Regions from separate parts of the Homo sapiens genome. Here region 1 is linked to region 2. A link is a loop called in an ENCODE intact Hi-C map of the cell type or tissue named here. Cell type or tissue: heart left ventricle. All regions are shown on one strand. Each heading gives the region's core, and the rest is flanking DNA. Links, peaks and the distances in the headings are about the cores only. Region 1 overlaps LINC02177 (long intergenic non-protein coding RNA 2177). Region 2 overlaps LOC101927026 (a long non-coding RNA gene).

The links. Hi-C counts contacts between places; a loop is a spot of excess contacts. Peaks named below come from ENCODE experiments on the same cell type or tissue, not always from the same donor. Only the 100,000 strongest peaks of a DNase experiment are listed, where the experiment ranks them.
Region 1: a loop joins it to region 2, with 3 times the contacts of the local background. A loop is called at or near these places in 3 of 110 quality-filtered maps.

What each region holds. Positions count from the first base shown.
Region 1 is chr16:9,364,859-9,380,692 of GRCh38, reverse strand. All of the region lies in intron 1 of LINC02177 (long intergenic non-protein coding RNA 2177), which reads right to left. Among named protein-coding and RNA genes, the nearest start is that of LINC02177, 17 kb to the right of the region's middle. In heart left ventricle, for the core only: a CTCF peak has its summit at 7,597; a DNase peak (open chromatin) is centred at 10,292; H3K27ac peaks cover 644 bases.
Region 2 is chr16:9,482,037-9,497,870 of GRCh38, reverse strand. The region is part of intron 1 of LOC101927026 (a long non-coding RNA gene); the gene reads right to left. Among named protein-coding and RNA genes, the nearest start is that of LINC01195, 34 kb to the right of the region's middle. In heart left ventricle, for the core only: no CTCF peak of the experiment used is centred there; a DNase peak (open chromatin) is centred at 7,830.

The DNA.
Region 1 (15,834 bases), core at 3,105-11,104, 120 kb after region 2:
AATTTGTGTTGTGGATAAGCCACCTAGGGTATGGTATTTTTGTTATCACAGCCTGAATGGACTAAGACACGGGTATAGATGGTACGAGGCAGACAGTTATGGCTCATTTGGGACACCAGACTTCTTAGGATATAAGGAGATGATCATAGTCAACAGAGGGGGCTCCTTCATTCCTTGGTTTTTTTCTTTCCTTCTCCAAAGAATGTAGACTCCATAAGACAAAGACTTGGTCTGTTCTGTCTGCTGCCATCTCTGGCAAGTGGCATCAAACAGAAGCTCAAATATTTTCTGAGCCAATGTTTGAATGACTCCATTCAGCAATAAACAGGGAGTAACAGAATTAAAGAAGGCTAGATTATGCAGGATTGCACAGGTGTAGTTTGAACGTACCCACTGCATACATCTCCTCCCAGTCTTACTAAAAGGATGTTGCATGGGGAAAGGTATGGGAAACGGGAGAGGATTTAGGAAATGATTGTGATTTTAAAATGTGTAGTCTTTGGGCACAGTGGCTCACACCTACAATCCCAGCACTTTGGGAGGCTGAAGCAGGCGGATCACCTGAGGTCAGGAGTTCAAGATCAACCTGGCCAACATGGCAAAACCCTCTCTCTACTAAAAATTCAAAAATTAGCCGGGCATGTTGGCAGGCGCCTGTGATCCCAGCTACTCAGGAGGCTGAGGCAGGGAGAACTGCCTGAATCCAAGAGGCAGAGGTTGCAGTGAGCCGAGATCGCACCACTGTACTCCAGCCTCGGTGACAGAGCAAGAATTTGTCTCAAAAAAAAAAAAAAAATTGTAGTCTTTAGACAAGCCTCCCTCTCTCTGTGGTTTAGTCCAGGAACTACTTTGATTCTCTGGGTGAGGGCTTCATCATGTAACCACTTAAAACTCCTAGATTCTACCAGCAAAATAGTCTTCATTTTTTGAGACTCCAGGGTCTTAGAACCAGAGCCATAAGGCAGGATGGACCCTGGTGGCTACAAGCCTGGGTGGGGATTACAGGTGATTTTGCCCATCTTTAATAGGGATAAGCTGCTGAGGCAAGCACATGTTTTCATGTACGTGAGTGCACCAGGCATGGCATTAGCCTGTGAGATTGGTAAGGCTGCCCTGTTCACACTCTTATGTCCCCTGAGTGCCTAGCACTGAGCATACAGTAGGTGCTCAATGGATACTTGTGGAATGCACGTGTTCCCGGTTGTATGGTGTCCCTCAGAAAGATATATTGAAGCCCTAACACCCAGGACTTGTGAATATGACCTTATTTGGAAATAGGCTTTTTGCAAATGACATCAAATTAAGATAAGGTCATTGGGGTGAGCTCTAATCTGATAGGACGGTGTCCCTAGGAAAATGCAAAATTTGGACACAGACACAAACACCCAATAATCACACCATGGTGGAGACTGGAGTGACGCATCCTTAAGCCAAGGAACACCAAGGATTGCCTGCAACACCAAAACTAAGAGGAAGGCACAGGACCAATTCTCCCCTACGGCCTTCAGAAAGAACATGGCCTTGCCCAACCCTTCTTTTGAACTTCTGGCCTCCCAAGCTGTGAGCAAATACATTTCCGATGATGCAAGCCACCCAGTTTGTGGTCATTGTTACAGCAGCCCTGGGAAACAAATGCAGGATGTTAGTATGACCTCATTGTTCGGATTTCTGTGTGAGCTACCCCTCAGCTGCTCCAAATGACCCACACAAACACTAGAACACAAACATGCAGTTCCTTGACTCCTCACCCCATCTCCCGCACAACCTTGAAACCAAATTCCTGACACCAAAGCTAATTTTACCTTTCAACCTGCATGCAGCTATTTTTATTCCAACCTCCAATCTCGGTTCTGTTGAGCTCCAATTAACAAGGTGGCTGAGGTCTTCCTGAAAGTCTCCACAGACCTGCATAATTCATCTCCTGTGTTCTCGAAGCCAGCATTAAACAAAGGAGGGGACTCCAGCTCCAGACCAGACTCTAGTCTGGCGGTTCCCCAGGTGGGGCCAGGGACGATTTGCACCAGCAGCAACTGGGGCACTGGTCAAAACTGGAGATCCCTAAAAGGATAGCCTGAACCAGTCTAGGGGGAGAGGTCAGGCACCTGCATTTTCAGCAGGTGTACCAGGATATTCTGGTGTTTGCTAAAGCACTACCTTGTTAACTCTTTATCCACAGAGTTTCCCAAGCATGAGGGTCTGGGTTCCAGCCATAGCTAATGAACCTGTGGAAGAGAGAATTCTCCCTATTTTATTTTTCCTCTTCCCAGTTGTCCTGGAGTGGGCACTGGGGTTGGCTGTTCTCAGGCGCATCTTGGAATTTCTCAGCCTAGTTTACATGGGGAAGATAGAGGCCTATTCAGATGAGGTAGAGGGGGTGAGAGTGGGTGAACTGAGGCAAGACATCTTCAGTTCCTTCCCAGCTTCCCTTCAAGGGGTAGGGTCTCTGACCCCAAAAGAATGCCTCTGCCCCATCCTTACAATCATCCCCTAAGTCTGCTTTTCAGACCTGGCTGATTCTTTGATGAGAGTTCTCAGCATTTGTCTTCATTTTTGTTTTTGTGTTGGTGTTATCTCAATGCTGCCAGTACTACCTGAGGCAGGAAAACCCACCCTACCCCTAAGTAAATCCATTCATTTAGCAAATATTCAGTGAAAACTGAATATATGCTAGGGGCCTGGCTCACACCCATAGCCCCAATACTCTGGGAGACCAAGGTGGAAAGATCGCTTGCGTCCGGGGGTTTGAGACCAGCCTTGGCAACACAACAAGACACTGTCTCTACAGAAAAAGTTAAAATTAGCTGGATGTGGTTACTCATGCCTATAATCCCAGCTACTTGGGAGGCTAAGGTGAGAAAATCACTTGAGACCAGGAAGTTGAGGCTGCAGTGAGCCATGTTCACACCCCTACACTCTAGTCTGGGCAACAGAGCAAGACCCTGTCTCAAAAAAAAAAAGAAAAGAAAAGAAAAGATGCTAGAGGCTGTGCTAAATACAGAAGTGAACAAGACAGACCAAGCCCCAGTTATAAGGCCTTTGCTTCAGTAGGAAAGAAAGACAGTAAACAACCAATAGCACGACATGATATGGCTTGATTTCAGAGAGCGGTCAGGGCTGAGGGTGGTGGTGTGGGGTCATGGAAGGGCCAGTTGAGATAAGCTGGCCAGCAGGGTCTCTCTGAGAAAGTGACAGACACCAGAGACCTGGATGAGTTGAGGGATGGGCCATGGGACTACCAGGTTGAAGAGAATTCCTGCACCAGGGAGCAGCTAATATGCGGCCCAGGTCATCAGGGTCCCGGGCATGTTTATAGACCAGCAAGGAGGCCAGTGTGGCTGGTCTGGAAGGGGAAGATAGGGAGGGAGAGGAGGGGAAAGCTAGTGGGAGGTAGGGTCAGAGACAGGCAAGGTCAGACCATGTAGGGACGTGCAGTTGTCCAGGTCAGAGATCATCTCAGGCTAGGCTAGGATGGAAGTCCCAGAGAGGCAGCAGAGTGGATGGATTCAGGATGAGTGTGGAGTTGGCAGGACGCATGGATGGATTAGATGTGGGAGGAGGGAGAAGGAAAGAGGAAGCTATTTTAGTTCCTAGACACTGACAGGATATTGCATAATATAAAAGAATCATTCACTTTTTAGAGGTGGTAATGGTATTGCCATTGGTTATTTCTTAATTGTCCTCACCTTGTAGAGATACATGCCAAAACTTTAAAAAATGAAATGGCCAGGCATGGTGCCACCTGCCTCTAATCCCAGCTACTCGGGAGGCCAAAGTGGGAGGATTGCTTGGGCCCAAGAGTGTGAAACCAGCATGGGCAATACAGTGAGACCCTGTCTCTAAAAAATATTTAAAAATTAGCTGGGTATGGTGGTGCACACCTGTAATCCCAGCTACTTTGGAGGCTGGGGCAGCAGGATTGCTTGGATCCCAGAATTTGAGGTTGTAGTTAGCTATGATCATGCCATTGCCTTCCAGCCAGGGTGACAGATCAAGGTCCTGTCCCTTACGAAAAATAAATAAATAAAAAATAATAAAGTCACCCAATTATTTAACATTAATAAACGCATGAGGGCTGGGCACAGTGCCTCGCACCTGTAATAATCTCAGCACTTCAGGAGTTTGAGGCGGGAGGAGTGCTCGAGTTTGAGACCAGCCTGGGTAACAAAATGAGACCCCCCATCTCTACGAAAAATCAAAATTAGCCAGGCATGATGATGCGTGCCTAGAGTCCTAGCTACTCAGGAGACTGAGGCGGGAGGATCACTTGAACCCAGGAGGTCAAGGCTGCAGTGAGCCATGATCATGCCACTCTACCCCAGCCTGGATGACAGTGAGAACTTGTCTCTAAATAACTATAAATAAAATGAAATTATATAATTCTGGCATTTATCTAAAATAGTATGGGAGGGGAAGCCTTTTGGGAGCTGGAAATGAAAAAAGAATTGGCCACACGTTGATCACTGTTGAGGGTGAGTGATGGGTCCATGGGTTTTCATTGCACCATTCACTCCAAGGTTGTATTAATCTACGATTAAAATTCTCCTTAACAAACATTAAAAGAAGGCACCATTTCCAGGGTGCAGAAGCCTGAGAAAGGGGCAGGTCTAGGATGACAGATAGAGAGCTTCCTATAGATGTCGAAACTGGACTCTACTGTTCACAAGAGCCAAGATGTGGAATCAACCTAGGTGTCCAACAATAGATGAATGAATAAAGCAAATGGGGTACCTATACACAATGGAATACTACTGAGCCATAAAAATGGAGAAAATCCTGTCATTCATGGCAGCATGGATGAAACTGGAGGATATTATGCTAAGTGAAATAAGCCAGGCACAGAAAGTTAAATACTACACATTCCCACTCATATGTTAAAGCTAACAAGGCTGATGTCATAAAAGTAAAGAGTAGGGCAGAGGATACTAGAAGCTGGGAAGAGTAGGGAAAGAGGAGGAATAGGGAGAGATTTATTAAAGGAGATTTATTAAAAATTCCATCTAGAAGGGAGCAGTAGGTCCTAGTGTTCTATAGCACTGTATGATGACTATAACATAAGTTCCAAATAGCTAGGATGATATTGAACTTTCCCAACACAAAGAAATGATAAATGCTTGAGATGATGGATATACTAGTTCCCCTGATGTAATCATTATACATTATATACATCAAAACATCACTGTGTGCCCCACAAATATGTATAGTTATAATGTGCCAACTTAAACAATTAATACAGAAAAATTAGCCAGGCATGGTGGTGCATGCCTGTAGTCTCAGCTACTTGGGGGGCTGAGGAAGAAGGATTGCTCAAGCCCAGAAGGTCGAGGGTGCACTGAGCCAAGATCAAGCCACTGCACTCCAGCCTGGGTGACAAAGTGAGACCCTGTCTCAAAAAAAGAAAAAAAAAAAAGATAAAAAATTAAATTAAAATTTTAAGCTCCAGACTCTGGGTTCAGACCTGAGACATCACAGAGAGGGTTATACACCTCCGCTACTCTCATTGGAGGCTTCACTGTCACCTCCCTCTTTTAACCTCCTGCTCAGAGGTTTCATTATTTGCCCCCTTCCTCACACACCCCACCCTGGAACCAGCTACATAATTTATGGGACCCAGTGCAAAGTGAAAATGCAGGACCCTTTCGCAAAAATTACTACAAATTTCAAGATGGCCTTTGCAGAGCATTCAACCAAGCTGGGGCCTTTCTGAGCATGGGTATTTGTGCAAGCGACCCAGCCCCATACCTGCGATGACACAAGTCCTGCCCCACCATGCAAAGATTGGAGAAATCATTCACAGGTGCTCATCTAAGAAGCACTGGCATCTCTGGCCACCACAACTGAATGACTTCCTTTCTTCACCCATTTATTCAGCAAGCATTTTTGGTGTATCTGTTACAGGACATTATGCTGGGGAAGGGGGTTACAGCAGGGTCTCCCAATCTCCACACTGTGAACATCTGGGGCCAGATCATTGTGGTCCTGTGCGGTCCTATACACTGTATTTAGCAGCAGCTCTGCCTCATCTCACCAGATGCCAGGAGCACCTATTCCCCCAAAATATCTTCAGACACTGCCAAATATTCCCTGGCAGGCAAAGTTGCCCTCTGCTGAGAACCACTGGACTACAGTGATACAAGGAAATTTGGAGGCACTCCTAGTAAGCTTTTCCTTTGTAGAACCTATCACATTCATAGTTTTAATTACTTTTTACTTGTTTGTTTAATGCTGGCTCCTCCAAATAGGCTGCAGTTTTCACGAAAACAGAGACAACCTCCCATCTCCGTTTTGTTATCAGCTGCATCTCTAGCCCCCAGCACAGTACCCAGGAATGGTAGGAGCTCAACAAATACTTGTTGAAGGCATGCATGTTGGAGGAGACAGGCAAATGGCAGACGGAAACAGTGGAGTGACTCAACGTGGAAAAAGAAAATACACAGATGCGTGTACAAGGAAAGCATGCATCACAGAGGAGGAAGAGATTAACTATCAGGGAGAGGAGACTCCGGGAAGTCTACACGAGAGACTCAGCAAATATTTAAAGGACAAATAGGGATCTGTCTGGTGGACTGATAGGGCTGTGCATTCAGACAGCAGCACCACCATCCATCCACAAAGGCACCAAGAGAAACAAGGCTGCTCTCAGGAACACAACGATTATGATGGTGCAAGTGAGTGAGCTGGAGGCGTAGGTATGGTCCAGTCCCTGGGCCTGGATGCCCATTACACTATTAAACAAATGGACAACAAGTAATTAAAAATATGAGTGTGATAGGTTCTAGACGCTTTACCCAGGCGGCACTGAGTATCCGCTGAAGGGTTTTAAGCAGCCGCCTGGTTTGGCGGGCTCTCTGTTTGTAGATAGTCGTGTGCAGAATAGATTGAAGAAGACAATCTGTAAGCAAGCAGGCATCATAGCAGGGGCACCTCTGCCTTTGCTCCCTCCTGGACCATGAGGTGTGGCACTGCCCTGGCATTAACCAATCTCCTGCAGTCACTCATCTGTGTTACCAACTGCCCTAGTCAGCTCAAGCTGCTATAATAAAACACCATGAATGTGTGGCTTAAACAACAGGCACTTATTGTGAAGGGCAGGAAGTCCAAGATCAGGAAGCCAGGAGGATTGGGTTTTGATAAAGACTCTCTTCCTGGCTTGCAGACAGCCGCCTTCTTGCTGTGTCCTCACGTGGTGGAGACAGAGGAAGAGTCTGTCTCTTTTCCTCTTCTTATGAAAACACTAATCCCGCCCCCCCCACCATGGGGGCCCCACACTCATGACCTCATCTAAACCTTATCACCTCCCATAGGCCCAACCTCCTAACAACATCACACTGGGGGTTAGGGCTTCAACCTATGAATTTTGGGAAGACACAGACTTTCAGTCCATAACACCAGGTCTCCTGAAAGTCCCCGGGCCTGAACACCTGAAAGTGCCTTGTGAATTATTCAAAGCACTAATTTGGGACTGAGTGTCTTCTCGCATGTTTCCTCTTTGAAAATCAGAGCTGACAGTAACTCACGCACAGAGGTGCTATGGAGACAGCAAGGCTTGAGGGGGCCCTCTGCAGACAGACTCTGCCATGGGCCACACTCCAGCTGTGTAGCTTCGAGCAAGTAACTTCATGGCTCTCAATTCATTCTCCTCATCTAAAGATCGGGGGGAAGGATAGTACTTGTGTCGTGAGATTGATGTGAAGGTTAAAATTAAGAGTTAACCTATAAAACATCCCTCAGCAGTGTCACTGTGACATAGTGTCAATAGCCAGCCTGTTTGTGGTCCATTTATCTCTCACTCACCCCCTCTACAGCCATCAATCATACCAAATTAGAGAATGTATTTTGAAAACTCCATACTGAGTGCCAGAGCAGGGAGCATGTTGGTCACCAGGTTAAAGGCTCAGGACTCAGGCTTTTTTTTTTTTTTTTTTTTTTTTTTTTTTTTTTAACAGGATCTCACTCCAGTTGATCAGGCTGGAGTGCAGTGGCACAATTTCAGTTTACTGCAGTCTTGCCCTCCTGAGCTCACGCAATTCTCCCACCTCAGCCTCCTGAGAAGCTGGGATTACAGGCGCACACCACCACGCCTGACTAATTTTTTGTATTTTTAGTAGAGACAGGATTTCGCCATGTTGCCCAGCTTGAATTCCTGGACTCAGGAGTTCAAGTGTGCCTACCTCAGCCTCCCAAATTGCTGGAATTACAGGTGTGAGTCACCGCGTCCAGCTTTATGCAATTTTATATTGAGCCTTGACAGAAAGAGTACTCCATAGGGCAATGGCTCTTAACTGCAGGTGATTTTTGCAGCATCTGAACATTTGGCAATGTGTGGGGGCATTTTTGATTGTCACAGCTGAGGGGGTGCTACTGGCATCTAATAGATAGGTTCTACAGAAGCTGCTGAACATCCTGCAATGCATGGGACAGCCCCCTACAACAAGGAACTGTCCAGCACAAAATGTCAATAGTGCTCAGATTGAGAAACCCTGATCTAGACACTGCTAGATCTTGGTAGAATGAACACAGACTTTTTGGAGTCAGGTAAACCTAGACTTAAATTCCCATCATGCCACTTACTAGCTTATGGCCTTAGACAAATCACTTAACATCTCAAAGATGACACCTTCCCAGAGTATGTTGCTCAGGATTAGAAGAAGCAAAACATCAGCACCTAGAAAAATGACTAGCACATGGCACATGCCCCAGACATTTGTGATTGCCACCCAACAGCCATTCTCGAACTGCCTTACTGCTCTGGACACTGACATGAAAGACGTGATGACGGTGCAGCAGCAGCTATTTTGGCTCCGAGAGGGAGAAGGCAAAAAAGGCTAAGAGAGGCTGATGCGGAGCCCAGGCGCCATGGAATCAACCCTGGATCCAACTCCTCTCGAGTTCTGTTACGTGAGAAATAATGTGTCATTAGTTAAGCTGCTTTTAATTTCTTTTACAGCACACTTTTTAATTTTTTATCTATTTATTTTCAATAGTTCTTGGGGTACAAGTGGTTTTTGGTTACATAAATGAATTATATAGTGATGAATTCTGAGATTTTAGTGCACTCATCACACAAGTAGTGTACATTGTACCTAACGTGTAGGTTTTTTCCATCCCTGGCCCCCCTACACTCTCACACTTTAAAGTCCCTGAAGTCCATTATACCACTCTGTATGCCTCTGCGTACTCATAGCTCAACCTCCCGCTTTTAGTGAGAACATGCGGTTTTTGGTTTTCTACTCCTGTGTTACTTCACTTAGAATAATGGCCTCCAGATCCATCCAAGTCGCTGCAAAAGACATGATTTCATTCCTTTTAATGGCTGAGTCATATTCCGTGGTGTATATATACCACGTTTTTCTTTAGCCACTCAATCCATGGGCACTTGGGTTGGTTCCGCATCTTTGCAATTGTAAATTACGCTGCTGTAAACACACATGTGCAAGTGTCTTCTTCATATAATGACTTCGTCAAGCTGCTTTTAGTTGGTATCTCTTATTGACACCTTCACTCATTCGAATCACTACCATACAAACTCAATAAATGTTTATAGATCAATAAATGGTTTTATATGTCTGGTATATAGTAGGTGTTTTAAGCAGTGGTTGAGGTATCCTGGCCAGGCAAGAAATAACTTTTTTTTTTTTTTTTTTTTTGAGACAGAGTTTCACTCTTGTTGCCCAGTCTGGAATGCAATGGCACCGTCTCAGCTCACTGCAACCTCTGCTTCCTGGGTTCAAGTGATTCTCCTGCCTCAGCCTCCCAAGTAGCTGGGATTACAGACACCCACCACCACACCCAGCTAATTTTTGTATTTTTAATAGAGACAGGGTTTCACCATGTTGGCCAGGCTGGTCTCAAACTCCTGACCTCAGGTGATCCGCCTGCCTCAGCCTCCTAAAGTGCTGGGATTACAGGCATGAGCCACCATGCCAGGCCAAGAAATAACTTTTGGTTGCACATTGCTAGTTGCCATTGGATGTCAGACACATTTCAGAATCCGTATGATCCGATAAGTGGGCAGAGAAAACAGGTTTAAGGAGACAGGGAACAGCAAGAAGGAGAGGTTGTCAGTCTGTGGTTTTCTATAAATGGATTATTCTTCCCCACCCACATCTTACAAGCCACAGTGACCATTCTGTGTCTAACAAGCAGTCTGTCATTTGGGGAAGAGGGATTACAACCCTCTCTTTCCTTGTAACAGCTGTGATAATGCAGCCCAACTGCCCGCTTAGGTGGCAATCAGTCATTCGAGGTCATGGAGGCCCTGCACGGAGCCACTTGTGAAGAAGCTGTCGGACAAGGAGACCTGGAAGAAAATGTGTGATAGCAAAGTGTCAGGCAGCGATGTGACAGCTGGCTTCGTTTCCCCCAGAGAGCTATTGTCATGGAAAGCTCTGCTCAGCCCTGAAACAAGATAACTTCATCAAGTCAGAACTGCTGGGAGAAGTGCTTTTGGCTTGAAGCAACCTATCTGAGAAAAGGCGGCAAAGAGGTGGGAGCGGTCGGAGGAGTGACCACAGGGATTTGACTGGGAGTTTCCTTTATAACAAACCTTGTTAAAGTGAGAGGGAGGGAGTAGCATGGAATAAGGGTTGGCTAGGGGCCAGGCAATCATTTACCTCTGTTATTCTTACAACCTCCATTTGTCCAGTGCAATACTTCATAGTTGCCAGACACTGAGATCAACACTTTACAGAAACCCTCTGTATTGGTTTGCTGGAGTTTTGTAACAAGGTGGCTCAAACAACAGAAATTTATTCTCTCCCAGCTGTGGAGGTCAGAAGTTGAAAATCAAGGTGTCAGCAGGGGTGATTCCTTCTGAGGGCTATGGGGGAGACTCCACTCTGTTCCAGGCCTCTCTCCTTGGCTTGTAGATTGCTGTCTTCTCCCTGGATCTCTTCACTTCCTTCTGTGCATGTCTCTGTATCCAAATTTCCACTTCTTATAAAAGCACCAGTCTTACTGATTAAAGCCCACCCAAATGGCCTCAACTTAACTTCATTACTTCTGTGAAGACAAGATCTCCAGTAAGGTCCTATTTCCAGGGGTTAGAACATCAGTAGATGCATCTGGAGATGATACAATTCAACTCACAACACCCTCTTATTCAATGCTTACAACGTCGGTAAGAGGAAAGGCCTACAAGAGTCATTTAATCCCTTTGGGAGGCCAAGGCAGGCGGATCACGAGGTCAGGAGATCGAGACCATCCTGGCTAACACAGTGAAACCCCGTCTCTACTAAAAATACAAAAACAAAATTAGCCAGGTGTGGTGGCGGGCACCTGTAGTCCCAGCTACTTGGGAGGCTGAGGCAGCAGAATGGCGTGAACCTGGGAGGCGGAGCTTGCAGTGAGCCGAGATCCTGCCACTGAACTCCAGCGTGGCAGCCTGGGCGACAGAGCGAGACGCCGTCTCAAAAAAAAAAAAAAAAAGTCATTTAAGAGAAAGACCTATCAAAGTCATTTAAGGGAAAGGAAACAGACTCAGAGGGGCTGTGACACTGGCCTGACATCATGCCAGCCTCCTTTCCTATTTGCATACAATGGGTGCTACAATTATGTCATCATGCACTACACACATCCCACTAAAGTGTGAGTCCCATGAGGGAAGAGATTTTATCCCTTTTGTTCACTGATGTTTCTCTAACACCCTGCACAGTGCCTGACACATTTAGAAAGGACCCAACGAGTATTTGTTGAACAATGAATGAATGAATGCAGGATTCATTGACCAGTTCTAGGAGCTTTTTGGATGAGTGTTTGGGATTTTCTAGGTACACAATCATATCATCAGCGAGCAGCGGCAATTTGACTTCCTCTTTACCGATTTGGATTGTTTATAGCAGCACAATTTGCAATTGCAAAAATACAAAACCAGTCCAAATGCCCATCAATCAACAAGTAAATAAAGAAAATGTGATATATATATATCACATTTATATATATATAAACACACACATATATATACATGTATATATACACACATGTATACATATATACACACACATATATACATATATATATACACACACACACATATATATATACACACAAACACACCATGAAATACTACTCGGCCATAAAAAGAAAAGGAAATAATGGCATTTGCAGCAACCTGGATGGAACTGGAGACTATTATTCTAAGTGAAGAAACTCAGGAATGGAAAATCAAATTTTGTGTGTTCTCATTCATATGTGGGAGCTAAGCTATAAGGACAAAAAGGCATAAGAATGATAGATTGGACTTTGGGAACTCAGGGGAAAGGGTCGGGGGTGCTGAGGGATAAAAGACTACACATTGGGTACAGTGTACACTGCTTGAGCGATGCGTGCACCAAAGTCTCAGAAATCACCACTAAAGAACTTATTCGACGGGCACGGTGGTTCATGCCTGTAATCCCAGCACTTTGGGAGGCCGAGGCTTGCAGATCCAGCCTGGCCAACATGGTGAAACTCCATCTTTACTAAAGATACAAAAATTAGCCGGGCATGGTGGTGGCCGCCTGTAGTCCCAGCTACTGGGGAGGTTGAGGCAAGAAAATCACTTGAACCCGGGAGATGGAGGTTGCAGTGAGCCAAGATCGTGCCGCTGTACTCTAGCCTGGGCAACAAGAGTAAGATTCCATCTCAAAAAATGAAAGAAGTTATTCATGTAAATTCATGTAACCAGACACTACCTGTTCCCCCAAAAACCTACTGAAATTAAAAACATATAAACAAATAAATAAATATATAAATATATAAATAAAAATAAAAGAACGTGGGTAGCAAACTATAGCATGGAGATTCAGTCTTACTTGTCTGACTCATAGTAAATGAGTAAATGCTCATAGCTGTCATAAAGCCTGCCTCCCTCCCCCTTACTCCCCACCACAGCAGCGTTCACATCTCACCAGCAAGGAAACTGAGACTCAGAGATGATTCCTGATTTGCTGGGATCACACAGCTAAGTCACATCTTGAGGTTAAACACAACTCCATCATCAACTTCCGTGCAGAATAATTTTAAGCGAGGAGTCATGAACACAAATGCTCTTGAGAGCCAAGCAGCTGACATAAATGCATAACCAGGGCTGAGACAATATGGAGTGGTGGGGACTGGGGCAACCTAGAAAGACAAGTTTCAGCTGAAAGAGATAGCTGCTTGTTTGAGGGAAATTTACAGCCTTCTCCCAGATAGATCTCAATTTAATTCATAGGTAATTTTATGAGGCATTTTGTAAAAAGCCTCATGATGTGTAGCTCCAAAAGGTACAGGTTAGTCAAGGGATTTTTCAATAATGTCCCTTTTGTTCTCTACTAAAGACAGTGTTATTCTGTAATTAAACAGGTTTTTGTTACACTGGGTTATCAGCCTACTGCAGTGAGATCTTCCTCCCTAAGGTGCTTTAGAGGTCTGAGATGAATAGGAGACCGCACAGCTGCACTCCTACCTCATCCTAGGGAGCAGCATGAAGAAACAGGTTTATCTGTGTGGTAGACAGAATAATGTCCCCAAAGATGTTCACTTCCTGATCCCCAGACCCCCTGAATGTGTCACCTTACGTGGCAAAGAGACTTTGTAGATGTGGTTAAGATAAAGATCCTGAGATGGGGAGAGAATCCTGGACTATCCAGGTGGGCCCACTGTGATCACGAGATCTTTACAATGGAGAGGGGAGGCAAGATGGTCCAAGTCTGAGTGAGAAGCACTCCACCTGCATTGCTGGCCTTGGAGATGGAAGGAGAGCCAAGGAATTCAGGCAGCGTCTAGAAGCCAGAAAAGCTGAGGCCACAGACCCTCCCTGGAGCCTTCAGAAGGAGCCCAACCCTGCCAACAGCTTAACTTTAGCCCAGTGAGTCCCATTTTGGATGCCTGCCTCTCCAGAGTTGTGAGATAACAAATCTATATTGTTTTAAGCCACTAAGATTGTGGTGACTTGTTACAGCACCAACAGGAAACTGATACAAGTCTGTAACTGACATCCAGGGACATATCTGAGTCACTCTTTCTCCCTCTGCAATACCCAACTGTCAGTGATGATGTCCCAGGACCACATTTCCTTGTCTCTAAATTCCCCAATTCAGTCCCCCGCTGCCCCCCAAAATGCCCATAGCCCCCAAATCTGCTCTTCCCACAGTCTTCCTCATCTGTTATTTCTCCTCCATCCAGTTATTCGGGCCAAAAGTCTTGCAGTCATTCTCAACTCTTCCTTCTCTCTCTTTGGTATCCCAGGTCCCACGTATCAGCAAGTCAACATCCAGAATCCAACCATGTCTCTCCACCCCCACCTCCACACCTGGTCCAGGCCACCATCACCTCTCACCTGGACACATCACGGTAGCTCCTGACCCATCTTTCCCTTCCATGTGTATCTGTATGTTATTTTACACGCAAAAGACAGAGTGTTAGATTATCTTCTGCTGCTGCCCAACCTTGCCAAGGACCTCACATCACACTCCTCACCACAAGCACCCAGATCCTACTGGACATGGCCCCTGCCCTCTCCTCCCACCTCATGTGCCAGCACCACCCCATTCCTCACCATGCTTTGTGGTCAAGGTTCCTCACGGCCTGCAAATACACCAAGAGCATGCTGACCTCAGGGCCTTCGCACCTGCTGCCTAAACATGCTTTTTTTTTTTTTTTAAGAGATAAGGTATTGCTCTGTCACCCAGGATGGAGTGCAGTGGTTCATTCACAGCTCACTGCAGCCTTGACCTCCTGGCCCCCAGCGATCCTCAGCCTCCTAAAAGCACTGAAATTGCAGGTGTGCACCACCACGCCTGGCTCTACTGCCTAAATACTCATATTCACTCCCTCCAATCAGACCTCTAGCTATAAGTCAGATGCCCTAACCTCTGTATCTAAATCAGGTCTCCCCACCCCATCCTCACCTCTAGTCTTCTTCCCTCTTCCTGTTTTACCTTCTATCCTGGCCCTTCTCTCTCCCTAATTCTGTAGCATATATTTCATACATTTGTTTATCACATCTCCCCTTCCATTCTCTGCCAGAACATAGTTATTACTACAAAGTAATAAGCTTGCAAAATTTCTCATAATAAAGTGCAAGATGCTGAGACTCCAGAACAACCCAGACTGAGCCTCTCCCCCTATTATAACTTACATAAATTATGTCAGAGAACACAGTGTCTGAGCCTTCCTGCACCAGCCTCTCCTGGGGACTGTTTTGGTCCACGCTGTTTGCTCATGGATTAGATCAGCACTGTCACATGGAAGGTGGCCCTGTGCCCTCTTGGCTTCTTCTGCAGGATTGCCCAAGGGTTTCTGGCAACCACAACTCATCTCCAGCTATGCTGGAATATGAACACAAGGTTGCCAGATCTCTGGGTTCTTTTTTTTTTTTTTTAAAGAAGTTGTAGTCTGGATTTTTATGTGGAAGCTTCTAATTTTTAACACTGAGCCTACACTCTGCATAGCAACAATCTGCTAGAGCTGCGAGCTGCTGCCCACTATGAAAAGGGCATGAACTCTTTATGTCACAACAAGCCTCACCCAGAATGTTTCACTTATTTGCCTTACCTGTCTTGCCTGTGACAGCATTTGGCTCCTCAGCCGCTGACTTAAGGATTTTTCATCAATGTTAAGCTAAACACTAGCTAGCAGTGTAAAGTGGAACTGCCAGAAAACTAAAAATAAAAAAATTTTAAAGACTAATGTTACCTCAGGTTGCATCAATAGAGGTGCATTGTTCAAGGGAAAGGAGGTGACATGCCAAGCCTGGTTCCTACTGGTGAGATCACACACCTGCAGTCAAGGCCACCATTTCAAAAGAGATAAAGACTATGGGAAATTGTTGGTAGGAGAGCAAACAGAAAGGTTGAGAAACTGTTTTCCTTTAGC
Region 2 (15,834 bases), core at 3,104-11,103:
ATAGAAGTTCTAAGCTTAGTTAACATAATGAGCATTAACTGTGTGCTCGTTCTGCTCCTAAGCAAGCAGAGGCTTTCCCCAGTCTTTCTCTTCAACTCAGTTCCCCACCCAGAAGGCAAAGATGAATGATTCCATCTTGTCCCTGTCAGGCAGCTTTTCTTCCATCCTGGCGCACCCCCAAAAGCTCTGTCAACACTCAAGCAAATATGCTCGACCGTTTTGCCATCTCTAATGCTGGGCAGAAACACATCTGAGCAGCTTTTGTGACCCAGGTTGCATTCTGGAAAGCGAAGATGGCTTCCCTGGAAAACACTTCTAGAAAGCCTAGGGCTTAACACCAAAACACCACCATTTCCCATAAGGTCATCAGACCAGCTTAGTTTTGTACAATGCCACAGATCTTTGTTTCTCAATTATCCCCAGCAATCCCCTTCATAAAAAAAAAAAAAAAAAATTAGCCACAAGCACCAAGAGGATTCACTGGAGTTTAATATTCTGAATGCAAAGGATACTTAATTTTTTTTATAGATTCTGCCACTAGGTCTTCATCAAACAAGAATTCTCCAGGACATGGGTGATGTATAGATTACATAAAAACAACCAGGAAGAGGGGTAAGAACATGGATTTTAGAGTCAGACACAAGCCTGGGTTCAAATTCTGCCATGTGCGTGCTCTATGTCCTTGAAAAGTTACTTAAACTCTATGTGCCTCAATTTCCTGATCTGTAAGATGGAGACAGTAATATTAACTTCATAGGGTTCCTGTAACTAGACACATAAAACAATAGGAGTAGATGTTTCTAGCCCACCTGGAGGCATCTGGTGAGTACACTCCACTAGGGATTAGAAATCATCTAATTTTCTAATTAGGGATTAGAATCTTTTAAATAAAACAGGGATTCATTTGAAGTCACAGAGGTCTGGAGACAGACTTTCCTTTTGTTCCATTCTAATGACTTCAGAATGTCTCTAATAATCTTCACTATTCTTTCTGTCTGTACTATTTTATGGCCCTGATAAGGACCTAGTTTGCTTCCTGGTTTATAAAAGACTTTTTTTTAAATGGGATCTTCAAAACCAGATGCTTCTCCTGGCCCCGGAAGAATAGAAACCATTAGGAATGGTTCTGTCCACCATGGATGACATAAAGAAAATATGACTCTGCTGAGAATGACCCCAAATCCTCCCGATGTTGTGCTTGTATAGGGAAGTGGCTTCTAAATCCATGTAAGCCTGACTCAAAATGTTCTTTAAGACACTATCTAAGCTATCAAGAGGTTCTCTGCAGAGACTCAATGAGGATATTAAAGCTCTCAAGGGTATCGTGAAACTGCTCTGTCTCGGCCTTTTCAAAGTTTCTAAGGAACCCTTGGAGAACAACTCTATAAAAAGGAAAGGTATTGGCTTATCAAAGTCTGAGAGCTGGCAACCTTACACCCCATGAGCCTCACATTTATTATCTTACTCTCATCCTTTCTGGTTTCTAATCAATTAATTTATGTGAAATCTCCCCTATAAAGCTTTGTCAAGAACTACTCCTTAGCTCTTCTTGCTGGGATACAGAGGATGGAGTGGTTGTAGGTCTGGTTCCAGGCACTGAGAGTGGCTAGGATCAGAAACCTCTATAGGCTGGTTCACCTTGGCTCCATGAGAGGGCTTTGGGAAAAACGATGCACATGGGAAAATATAAGAGCTAAGTATCCAGAGATGTAGCATTGGAAGCCCGTGGAGCTAGAGGCCATTATCCTTAGCAAACTAATGCAGGAACAGAAAACCAAATACCACATGTTCTCACTTCTAAGTGGGAAGTGAATGATAAGAACGCATGCACACATAAAGGGGAACAACCCACACCAGAGCCTGCCAAAGAGGGAGGAGGAGGAGGAGGGAGAGGATCAGGAAGAAGAACTAAGGGGTACTAGGCTTAATACCTGGGTGATGAAATAATCTGTATATAAAAAAAAACAACAACCCATGACACAAGTTTACCTATGTAACAAACCTGCACATGTACCCCTGAACTTGAAATAAGAATTTTTTAAAAAATAAAGGCTAAATAAAATAAAAGATTCGAAGCCCAGGTCTACGGGGCCATGAATTAGGACACCATCACTAACTCTGAACCTAAAAGACTCTTCCTTTCCCCCTGTATTAGCCAGGACTCTCCAGAGAAACAAAACCAATACAATACAGAGAGATATAAAAGGAGATTTATTATGGGAATTGTCTCACACAATTATGGAAGCCAAGAAGTCCCACGATCGTCCATCTGCAAGCTAGAAAATTCAGTCCAAGTCTGAAGGGCCGAGAACCAGGAGGGGGCTGTTGGTGTGAGTCTGAGTCTGAAGGCCCAAGAACCAGGAGCTCTGATGTCCAAGAGTAGGAGAAGATGGATGTCCCAGCTCAAGAAGAGAGAGAGAATTCACCCTTCCTCTGCCTTTTTGCTCTATCAGTACCCTCATTGGACTGAATGGTGCCCATCACATCATTCAGGGCAAGTGTTCTTTACTCCGTTTACTGATTCAGATGCTAACCTCTTGCAGAAACACCCTCTGGGACACACTCAGAAATAGTGTTTTACCAGCTATCTAGGCATCCCTTAGCACAGTGAATTGACATAAAAAATTAACCACCACACACCCTCTGCATTGACCCTTTGGAAATCTCATCCCAGAGAAATAAAAACATGAAGAGATACAGTATCTTACATAAAATATTTTTAAAATCATCATGTAAAGGCCAGAGATGACCTGATCACTGTTATTTAAAGAGTGGAAACATGAATATGGAATGAAATTTACATGAGAGGAAGACGTTAGTTTGACACTGGAGAGAAGAATATAACAAAGTGGTCCAAAAGAGAATTTAGGGTTTATGTACCTATTAATTCATGCAAAAAAAAAAAATATTCACTGAGTACCAGCCATGTGTCAGACAAAGTTCTGGATGCTGGGGACATACCAGTGAGCGAAAACGGGTGTATTTCCATGGTCCCACTCTCCTTCTTTTGTCTCTTTTTTCCTTCCTTCCTTAATCAAAACATTAGTGCTTACTAGTGCCAAGAACTGTGCAGATACTGAGGCTCCAGAAAATAGTCAACAAATAGATGAACAATTGCTCATCAGTATGAAGAATAGCTAACCTGAGGGGAATGAGAGATCAAAGACTACACATTGGGTGCAGTATATACTGTTCGGGTGATGGGTGCACCACAATCTCAGCGATCACCACTAAAGAACTTATACATGTAACCAAACACTACCTGTTTCCCAAAAACCTACTGAAAAAAAAAATACTAAAACAAATAAATAAATAAATAAAGACTTAGCATGACAACAAAGAAAAAAAGAAAATAGCTAACCTGTATAGAGTACTTTCTATTGGCCAAACACCCTGGATTAAGTCAATGAATGTCAATGAATCCTCACAACAAACTCTCTTTGTTTTTAGAACGATTATCTTTATCTCACAGGTGAGGAAGTTGAGGCTCAGACAGTCTAGGGAACTTGCAATATCACGGAGCAAGGAAGTAGTGGAGCTAGACATCAAATCCACAGTCTGATTCGAAGTTCATATTCTTAAACATGACTTTGGATGGTTAAAGCATGTATATTCTATAGTGGAGGTGTGCTTGTAAACCAGCTCTCTAAGAAAGAAAAAAATAAAGCACCAGTTTGTAACATTTTCCATTGCCTTTGGTGTAAATAGTCCCACTGTGGTTAGTTTGACGTTACCAATGGTATAACAACTAATTCACAAAATTTCTGAAAATTTAATAATTGGTTTTGCTAACGGGTGCAAATCAGGCTTCAGCATATGACTAAGTACAAATTGCTGGTGGATACAGAGAAGAAACTCACCTAACTCACCTTTAGGAATTTTGCTGTAGAATTAAAGATGAATGAGCCATAAGCTCCTTTCCCATAGGCCCCTGGAGTAGCCCATTTCCCTTTACCCTCGCTGAGCCCACCCCAATTTTTAGAACTGGTTGTTCAGCATTTCCTTGGATTCTCTAAAACGCAATATCCTTCCAACAATATCCTTCCAACAATATCCTTCCAATAAATTGCTTCTTGACCAAGCTGAGTCAAAATGAGCTTTGTTATTGAAAGGCAAAAGATTCTTAATAACTAATGCAGAGGGACGTCTCCATTGGAATCAGGAAAATATTATTCAGCAGAGCAGCAGCAACGTGTTGATGTCAATTAAATGCAGCTTCGATAGACAGACATGCTCTTCTGAAAATGCAGGGACCTGTACTCTCAGAACAATAGAAATTTTCAATCTACCAAAGGGAAGTCTAGCAACAACATTCCTGGGTGGACTTAAGCATGTGTTTATACACCATTAGCTACTTGGCAGAGTGACTGAGAGAACGCTGTGACCGTAAATAACATAAACTGAGGTTAGAAAAGCTGGGGGCAATGGAAGAGATCAGTGATGACGATTTATTATCCCTGAAATTATAACAGAAGCCCATAATAAAATGTAGTTCAATTTTAAAGGGAAAAGACTTACAAACAACATTTTAGAAATTCAGCTAGAGAGTAAAGCCATAAATAAGTATCTTTTCTGAGGTCTACCTGAACTTGCAGTCAGGTGGATATGAGCCTGAATCTCAGCTCTTTCCTAGCTCCGTGACCTTAAGCAAGTACCAGCCATGTGCCAGATACATCTTGAAGCTAGCTTTAGGCTCCTCTTCTGTAACCTGAGATAAATAATTCAGGGTGACTCTGAGAAGTAAATGTAGAATGCGTGGATCCTATAGTGGCATCCTGGCTCACCACTAATATTCAAAAGATGATAGTTAATGTTGAAATTGTCCCTATATACTGCATAAAAGTCTATCAGTAAAGAAGAAAGGGAGAAAAACAAAAACAAACCAAGTTTGCAGTACACGCAGCATTCATCATTAGGTCAGCTTGCTCGCTCATAGCTGTTTGGTGTCTATTGTTTTAGAATCATGCGCACCCTCTTATAAGATTATAGTTCCCCTTAACTGCTCTAGAGATAATAACTTGAACATTATAAAATATTCAGTTTTTCAATTGAGATATTCTTTTAGGTCCTACATATCAGTGAAACTATTGACATCATCTGGTCTGAAGGCCTCCATGAGAAACTGACTCATCAAGAAATGCGGTTTCCAAGTCCTGATGATTTCATACTCCTTACCCCAACCAACCAATGACCCAAATTTCCAGCCCCTTGCCCTCCATGATCCCCTTAAAAACCCTAGCCCAGAACTCCTTGGGGAGATGGATTTCAGAGTCTCCTCCAATTTCCTCACTCAGTGCCTTTCTCTGCTGTAAACCCTGCTGTGTCACTGTATTGGTCTGTTAAATTGCAGTGAGGATATGCATCTGTTGGTCCTATAACAATATTGTCAACAGTGACGATGATGACAGTGATGATGATTACAGCTCAAGTCTTGTCCCATCTAGAACCTCTTCCTGACGTCTCTATCCCTGATCAATTTTTCTAACCTTTGGGGATAGCTCTGATGTAGTTCTCATCAATTACCTGTATCTATAGTTACCTATAATTATCTCATCAATGATCTATAGTTAAGTAGATAATTACCTGTTTTACTCAAGAGTAAGAACTGTGTTTCAATTAGCTTCTGTGTTTCATGTAATAGTGAAAGTACAAGATTTGCAGTGCAATTGTATTTCAGAGAAGTTCGATCATTTTCTTAAGGTTACATAGCTTATAACTGTAAGAGTTCACTAAGCTAAAATATAGGTCTGTGCTATTCCACAGCCCAAGCATTTTACTTCTACTTCACCTCTCCTCCCTAGTAGGTACTTATCTGTTAATTAAGCTTAGTGCTCTGCTCTTGGGACCCACTCGTTGTTGTTGTTGTCACCAATATTCTTGTTGTTGTTGTTTTTCCAAATTCCATGTTGATCTGTGTGATAAGGGTCTTTTGACTGATCACAGCTCAAATCAATGTCAAGTACACACAGAGGATGGATTCTTGCCCTTCTCTGAGCCCTAGCATTACAGATTCAGTGTAGCAGGACTGAACCAGAAACTGTTTGGCAATGCCTAATCTGTTGCATTTGGCACCAAAGATGATGGTGGATAAAACTCTTGATGGCATCATCCTTGCCTGGTTGCACGTAGTAAGGAATTAGAAGTCCCCTAGCGTTTGTGTCCAAGCTAATTTAGACTTGTTTTCCTTACTAAAACTCATGGAGGTTTGACCTACTCATATGATAGATGCACATGCCCTCCACAGTCTCCTTGCAAATAAGGATCGCCGTAAAGGATACCTAGAAAAACTGCTGCTCCTCCAGGGTCTGTGTACTCTGAGCATTTTGCCTTCAATGTGAGCCTAGGGTCAAGGGCTCTTGATATAGGTTGCTAGGATTCTAGTTCTAGTTTTACCACCTGCAAGCTGTGTGAACTTGAAATAGTTAATCTCTCTGTGCCCTTTTCCTTTATGTACATAATAAGGATTATATCCCTCAAACATAGCCTGTTGTAAGGAGTTAATGGGATGCCATGTGTAATATAGCTAACAGCCTTGGCTCCCAGGCAGTCAATGCTCCCCTGAGCTCATCACCAAGGGAAGGACCTTGAAAAATGTCACTAGGAAGGACCAAGAAAAATGTGCAACTCAGGTTGGCCTCTGTGAGGGTAAAAGAAACTCAGATGATCTCAGCCCTTCCATTTCTGCTTCCTTCCTTCACCTATCACGCACCCCTGAAAATTTTCATGCTGCCGTCACCACACTCCGGGAAAAACACACATGCTCTGGAGTCAGAGCTCTGAATTCAGAGACCTGTGTCTCCAAAGACTGGCTGTATCCCACTGCAAATTATTTCTTCCATTTCAGCGTTTCCACAGTGTGAATGATAATGTAAACTAAGTAAAACAAAAATGCCTTGCCATGAAAATCACAGAATCCATGCTGTTATTTTCTCAGATATTTTAGTCTTACATAAAGGAAGGGTTGTTTTTCTGTTGTTTTTGCAAAAGTCTTCTCTCTCCGTCTGTCTGTTTCTGCCTCTCTGTTTTTCTCTGTGTGCATGTCAACTATCTCAGACTCTTTCTACACACTTCTTTAAATTCTTTGTATTTTTCTCACTCTCCCATGTCTCACACTGTCTCTTTCTGTAAATCACTCTCTCTCTCTCTCTCTCTCCCTTTCTCTCTCTGTGTATGTGCGTGTCAATTCTCTCAACCTCTTTCTTTATAATTCTCTTACCCACTCTGACTCCCAACCATAGTCATTTAAAGTGTATCCTCTAAATTCATCTGCCTGAATTTGCAGACTGGCTCCATACTTGAAGAACTGTGTGAACTTGGGTAATTTATTTAGTCTCTCTGAGCTTGTTTTTACACTTTGAAAGTAAGGAAAATAACAAAGTTTCTACTGCACAGGGTCATCATGAAGAAGAAATACAATAATGCGGCCAGAGCCCCGACCATCATACCTGGCAAAGAGCATGCATTTAACAAATATTCGCTGTTGTGATTATCTGTTTCTCCTCTCTCCTTGATCCATTTATCCTTGTGTCTATTTCAGGTGCATTCTCTTCCTTTATCTTGCTCTGTTTTCTGGCTCTCTCCCTCTCTCCTTTCTTCCCTCCCTCCTTCTCTCTCCTCCTCCCTCTCTGAACAGAGATCCACTGCTGCTCATTTCCTAAATTTGTTTAGCCACATCAATCTCTTGGTCAGGTGCAGATGTCAAGCTGCCCACACACAAAATAAAAAGCTACACTTGTGGTGCCAAGGAGGTATGGGCGGCTTGGGAGCCCTTACCAAGTTTCTCAGGAGATGGCCCAGGGGTTCCATGACGACAGGGCCAGCGCTGGCAATGTTTTCCTATGCCATGGTAACCACCCACCGTGCGTCACTGCAAGACAAACGGTGCCTCTCAGTAAGCAGAGAGATTAACAGCGTAGAATGTGGAGTATGAGCTCTTCAAAGGGAGCAGAATGTTCAACTGTAATTCATCTGAACTCCCATTTTTAACTCAAAACACAAATTCAGTTGCCAATAGAAGTCTATAAAGAATTAATTAGGGAACTTCACAAACAGTCAAAACTCATAAATTTATCACTGACAAAAAGAATCATTTCCTCTGTCAGACGTGAAGTATGGTTGTCAGAAAACGGAAACAAAAAAGAAAAAAACACTCAAAGAAGCAGGCCTGCTGTCTCATTTCTTTTCTCTAATTTGAAGAGAGAAGATAGTTTAGCACTTGGAGGATTCAGAAACTGACAATGCTCCCAGACCCTAAGCTCCATGAGGCTAAAGGCGGCCATGTCTGCAGTGTTCATTGCCAGAACTCCATTCTGTGGCTTGGTGCCTGGTACAGACGAGGAGTTGAAAATATTTATTGAATTGACTAAAATTTAAAAGGAGGCAATGGGAAGGGATAAAATTGATGGTCCAGACTTCTGACATTAAATCTGGCTTCCCTCCATTGCTCTGTCCTACTTCCTGTGAAACAGGAAGTGACACAGTGGCATCATCCCCCTGTCTGAGAATTCCTGACTACTGTGACCCCATTATTACTCTAACAACCCCCATAGTAAGAGCATGGCTTTGGAACATCAACAGGCCCAGCTCTATCCTAACTTCTATTAGTCTCAGTTTTTTCATGTGTAAAATGAAGCTAATTCTTTCATTGACGTCACACAATTTATGGAGATTAAGTGATAAATGCATTTGAAGATAAATATTAGCTACTAGTATCATTACTATAAGGAGTAAAGAGGACCATATTAGTTTGCTAGGGCCGCCATAACAAAATACCTCAGAGTGGGTGGCTTAAACAACTGAAAATTATTTTCCAACAGTTTTGGAGGCTGGAAGTCCAAGATGAAGGTGTCCGCAGCATTGGTTTCATTAGGAGGTCTCTCTCCTTGGCTTCTGGATGGCCATCTTCTTGCTGTATCCTCACATGATCTTTCCTCCGTGCACACACACCCCTGGTGTATCTCTATGTCCAGATTTCCTCTTCTCATAAGGATGCTAGTCACATTGGATTAGAACCCACCCCAACAGCCATGATATTAACTTAATCGTCTCTTTAAAGACCCTATCTCCAAAAAGTTACATTCTGTAGTGCTGTGGGTTAGGGCTTCAACATATGAACTTTGCGGGGACAAAACCCAGCCCATAGCAGGGACCTTAAGTATAATCATACTTCTCAATAGTTTAAGAGAAAACAAAAATTTGCCTTCCGACTGGCACTGAGCTGAGTTCACCCTTGTAAATCCTCAAGCTAAAAAATATTTTTCAAATCTGACCTGCCAGCATGCAAAGATCTAGCCAGCATACCAGCGATATAGGACTAATGCATGCAGCACAGGACACCTCAGCCAAGGCTCTTGCCCTCTCTAGTCCTAATCTAGGAGGAATAGGTTGGACCATGGGGTCCCTAAGATTTCATCTGCTATAATTCTAGCTATATGATTGCTCAGATGCTGAAAGGATCTGCAAAGGCTTGTACAGAAAGTATGAGTTCATATAAAAAATAAGAGTGTTCCCACCTCTATATTGAAAGTTTAGCTTCTGGAGCTCTCCACTGTAGTAAGCATGTGGTAGAGGACACTAAACTTTGGGAGAAAAATGGGAAAAAGCTCAGGGAATCAAGGTTAGGAGCAAACTCATGAAGGGCTTTATCATAGTAACGCCTCCAGCTTGCCTGGCATCCAAAAGATGGGTCCAATTATTACCAGAAAGAAAACCTAACACTGAATCTTGACCACTCATGAAGTGCAGCAGGTAGTGCAAATAATTCCCTTCAAAATGCATTTCAACCTAATCAGGGTCCACCTCTGGGAGTCGTCCCTGGGAGTCGTCCCTGGGAGTCTTTCCTTTCTCCAGCCTCTTGCCTCTTTCTCCTCTCCTTACCCTCATACCCTTGGTATTTTCTATTTCTCTGCCAGGGTCTGGCTCTATCAATGAAGAAACTCCTTACAGCCCTTGGCTCCTGAACATCACCTCTGATTCCTTCCTCTTTTGTAGGAAAAAGCATCAAGCTCTTCACTTTCCTCGGGTGAGAGATGGCAGAGTGCAGTGGTTAAGACAGGCATTCTGGAGCCAGTCTCATTAGTTTTGAATTCCTGATCTCCCACCGATCAGCTGGATCTGTTACTGGGAAAGTTACTTAACCTCTCTATGCCTCCATTCGTTTATCTGTGAAGTGGGAATTGCAATTGTTTCTCCCTACTGGGGCTGTTAGGAGGGTTAAATGAGCTAACATGCATAAAGTGTGAGGACAGTGCCTGTACACAGTAGGTGCAACACATGTTAACTGCTTTTCCTGAGAGGTGAGCATTCATACTAGTGGCTGAGGTTGGGCAGAACAATTTACTGGGGTGCATAAAGAAAATATCTGTTATCATTATCTTTTTAATGTCTATTTTAATATGTGTTTTATAAGATACACAATATACAAACACAATAGTATGTGTTGACAACTTAAAAATAAGTAAACATATATATTGCGTGGAAATGTTCGAAAAATTCTAATTCAGTGCACAACCAAAAAAGTTTAGAGGCCATTGATCTATAGCCAACCAACCCTTACTTTTTAGAAAAAAAAATGTAATTTGCACAATAGTATTTTTCAGAACACACCCTTTTCCTGTTAATACTGACTTTTTCTCTGAGTGTAATGTAGTTGTCACTGTTCTACTAATGAAACCTCAGTCTCTTTATTCTGTCTTACTAAAGACTGCCAGTCTGCCAATAATAGAGAAGGGAATCTCATCCAGCTACTATACATGTTTACACTCACCTAAACACAACAATAAAGACAGCATCGAGAGATAGAATGAAAGAGTATCAGGGACTGTCAGCACATAATAAATCAGTAATTATAGCTACTATACAACTCATTTCCATTTGCTATTTCTTATTCATTAGTCCTCACTTCGAAAATCCTGGTTTTCCATGATTGTCATTTCACTTCAATTTCATTTCATTTTCAATTTCTTTCACTGTGCATTTTCAGGGAGGGGCTGCATTTCTCCATGTCTACCTTTTTAAAATTATAATGCCCACTGCATTTCTGATTTTAGATATAGACTTCCAACTCTTGGACCCACTGTGGTCTGAGACATTCAGTGAAATCTGGATACCTGCATTGGAAATAACTTTGGGCAACCTTGTTTCAACCCTTTTGGTGTCACTAGTAGGAATTTCTTCAGTCCCATTGGCAATACCCAGAATTTTGTAATCTCAACTTTCTCCATGTAAGTTTGTACCAAAGCCACCTGCCTCTTAAACATCTGCCTTTCTTATACTGACTAGAATTATCTGAAAATAAAGGACGGCTCACCGTCCTGAGAATAGGTGATGAGCTTCCTACCTCTAAAGCAGCACTTCTCAATTTTGGCACTATTGACACTTGGGGCTCGATAATGCCTTGTCACGACGGGTCACCCTGTGCATTGTGGGGTGATTAGCAGCACCCCTCGTCTCAACCTACCAGATGCCAGTAGCAACTCTCCCCAGGTCGCGACAACCAAAAATGTCGCCAGATATCACCACGTGTCTCCTGAGGGGCAAAATCATCTCTGGTTGGGAATCCTGTTTCAGAAGTAGTCAAGAAGAACAACAATACCCCCTTCAAGGGGGTTACAGCAGGAAGATTCCTGTGCTGGGTGGGAGCTTGAACCAGATTTTAAACTCCATGGAAATTCTACAGTGCTACAATAGCATAAAATGGTTTTTATGTCAGTGGTGTTGATGGGGTGAAGCAGAGAGAGGAATGGGGCAGGAATGGGGGAAATTTAGAATCTGGGTCCAATGGACTTGGGGTCCACTCCGAGATCATCTGAGAGTGTTCCCACTATCTCTCTCCCTCCCACAGCCAATCCCTGCAGGGGGGCAGTAGATGAAGCAGGAGAGGTGAGATGCTCACTCAGGAGTTAGGAGATTTATACCAACAGACAATGCTTTCAGAATGTGGTGAGTCTTCCAAGTTTGTTTGTTTGTTTTCCAGACAGAGTCTCACTTTGTCACCCAGGCTAGAGTGCAGTGGCACGATCTTGGCTCACTGCAACCTCTGCCTCCCGGTTCAAGCTATTCTCATGCCTCAATCTCCCAAGTAGCTGGGATGACAGGTGCCGTCCCACCACATCCAGCTAATTTTTGTATTTTTAGTAGAGATGGGGTTTCACCATGTTGACCAGGCTGGTCTCCAACTCCTGACCTCAAGTGATCTGCCCGCCTCGGCCTTCCAAAGTGCTGGGATTACAGGAATGAGCCACCACACCCAGCTGAGCCTTCCAAGTTTTACACCATATCCCCAGCAGCTCTGTGCTCCCACATCCCTAAGTACCAAGAGTAACCTCCTTGCTGCAGTGCTCGAGGGATCTCAGGAGATGTGGGAAAGGGGGACTGCCATAGCATCACCGTACTTCTTCCCTGAGACCCCCACAGCCAGCACAATCCTCATGGACATTCACATTCCAAGATCAAGGGTGCAGACTGACACACTTCATCATTTTCATATGAAATGATTTGCAGTCTCAGAGGCACAGACTGACGGCAAAGCTATCATAAACCCCTCCTGATTTATTTCTCTTATTATTAAATAACCATCTCACTGGAGCCTGGGGACTTTGTGTTTCTTTAGGCCAGCCCCAAGCTCTGAAATGGACACAGCCTAGATAATTAGAACTCCCCTTAAGGACCTCATTCCGCCTACCTCCCCGAAAAGTTTGTCGTTGCATTTCTTGACCTTCCCATGTGAACAGCGCTTGTGTTTAGCTGGGCCATATTTCAATTTGATTGTCTTGCCCACGACACACTGACTGTCTCACATGCTGGAAACAGAATGAATTAGAAGAAGTTTCCTGTTCTGCCTCATGGAGTCTTTTCTTTCCCTTATGCTATGTTTAGCCTTTGTGTGGGCACTTGGCTGATGCCAGATACAACTTATTGCTTTAATTCCTGTTTTGATGAGACACTCTGTTTGCTGAGGGTGAACCTCAAGGGTGAAAGAACTTGCTGAAGTATTTCTTCCGTCATCTACCTCATCTCCTGTGGACTGGTAAAGTTTCTTCCATTTGGGAAAAGAGAGTGTCTTCTTTCAAACACAGAGGAAGTATACTTTATTGGAAGGATTACAATAAAGGAATTCACTGGAAGAATTGCAGATAAAGGAATTCTGGCTGCCTGTCCTGCAGTTGTGCTTTCTATTTAAGCAACATCTACTGCACACCTGCTGAGTACCACATTTCGTGCCAGGCAAGGGTGACACAGCTGTGGCTAAGTCACAGTCCCTGCCCTTGAGGAATTCGAGAGCCTAATGTGGAAGCAAACTGGTAAATAGGTATTAAAATATGATGTGGTAATAAGAACAAAAGCAATGAAAAGCAAGCATCTCTCGTTTTCTGGGGCACTTACTATGTGTCAAGTTCTATGGTAAAAAAAAAAAAAAAAAAAGAAGGAATGGAGTCCAGGCTCTGAAGCCAAGCTGCCCCAGTTTGAATACCATTGTGGGCACTGACGAACGATATAAACTTGGAGAAGTCACTTTCTCTCTCCTGGCTTGTAGATGTGGTGTTTTGAACCAGTCATGTAACCTCTCTGAGCCTCAATTTTTTCATCTGTAGAATGGGAGCAATTGTATTCCTTACCTCTTAGGACTGTGTTCAGGATAAAATGAAATAAGATGTATAATGCGATAAATACTCCACAAAGTCTCGCTATTACTATCTCTATAATCCATGAGGCCAGTCGTATTATTCTCATTTTAAAGATCAAGAAAATAAGGCTCAGATACATTGTATGAGTTGCCCAAGATTTTACACATAGTAAGTGGCAATCCTGCAATTTGAACCCAGGTCTGTATGATGATGCCACAGCCAGGGTTTGAACTAGAGTTCAGTAGGAAGAAACTAATGTTTTTGAGGATCGTAAGGACAGAGAATTTGAGGGGACAGCTTGATCCTCTATCCGGGGTCCTATGACGTGAAGACAAGAAGAGTTCCCAGGGCTGCAAGAAGAGACCTTAGCATCTCTACTCTGTTACTCTTCTTCCTCTCTGCTCCCTTAGTCTCTATTCCTCTGTGTCATCATGAATCTCTGTTTCAACTTCTCCACTTGAATGTCTAATTCAACTTCTAATTAAATGCATTCAATTTCTCCACTTGAATATCTAAATGGCATCTCAGTGTTAAGATACCCAAACCCAGACTCAGGAAGTCTAACCACCCTTCCCATGCTGCTTCTCCCCCAGCTCTTCTCCATCCTGGTACATGGCACCGTCATCTCTCCACCAGTCAACCAAAAACTCTCAAGCTATCTTGATTCCTCTTCTTCTCATTAGCAAAACTCAGCAATCCCACCTTCAAACCAGTGACTGACTCTATTCACAGCTCTCCACCTCCTCCACCACTCTCCTGGCCCAAGGCATCACCCTGTCTCAACGGGACAGTTGCTGGAGCCTCCTTAGGGGTCTTCCTGTCTCACTCTTGCCCCTCCACAGCACACTCCATGCAATATCAAAGTGAGTTTTGAAAACTGAACTTACACACTCTGCATCAGCCATGTGGTCTCCCTCTGTTCCTTTGCCCCATCAAGTACTTAGCTTCAAATGTTCTCTTTTTGATTTTTAGGTGTCTGTTTCCTTCTCATCACTGGATCTCAACTTAAAAATCACAATCTTTGAGACAACTTGACCACTCAGTCTCCCTCTGACTCATCTTCTGTTTTTATTCTTGCATAGCAAGAATTATCACCAACTAATATTTTTTCTGTTTTTGCTTCTCCCCACTAGACGTGGGAAGAGAGGCCTTGTCTATTTTGTTTATGTATCTTCTATATCTTGAACACAATCTGGCACACAACAGGGTCTCGTACATAATAGGTACTCAATAAATATTTATATACCATAAATACATAAATGAGTGTGTTTCTTTCTTTTCCTCTCTCCCTTCTGCCCCTCCTATCTCTAGCTTTTCATCTCTTAAATTTATTATTCAGAATGAGAATAGAAGACTTATAATGTCTCATGCTTAGTCATTTGTAAACAGTAGCTAAAACCCTAGAACTCCCGAATTGTAATGGAGAATTCTAAATTGTAAAATGTGACATGTGGATGGTTCCTCTGAAATGTTTACCAGCCTCCCAAAAACGGTTCCTTATCTTCATGAATACAAATGAAGAAGGGTCGCTCAACGATTACCTTCAAAGCAGCAGCAGCCTGTCTGTAATCACCGTCAGATTCTCTCTGCTCAGTCTCTGATGCGCACCCCTAAATTCACTTCATTAGTTTTAATTATCCCCACCACGAGCAGGCAAAGACTTTACAGCTATTTTAGAAATGGAATTAGCAAAACTTATACACTGGATAACTTTCTCCAAGGTGTTTAGCTGTAATTGTCCTCATGTTGAGTAGAAACAGAAGTAGCATCAGCTTATCCATTTGCTGAATTTATATTGCATTTTGGGGAAGATGCTGTTTGATGACTTTTTTCATTTGTCTGGATTCATTAACATCAAATCTACCTAGACTGACTGAGCCCTGGCTGAACCGTTGCTACGTTCCTACTTTTTCCTATGACATAATTCTGAGTTGAGCCACATTTCTCTCTCTCTTTCACACACACACACACCCTCGCTAACAGCAGAAGCAGCAGCAGCAAATCATACCATAAAACTCTCTCACACACACACACGCACACACACACACTCATGCACACAAACATACTCACACAAAACCACCACCACATAACTCAACCTAATCATCTCTTACCATTGCCACCATAATAATGTAATATAAGCCACTGTCATCTTTTATCTGGACCACGGTGACAATCTCCTTTTGGGCTCTACGTTTCTCCTCTGCTCCCC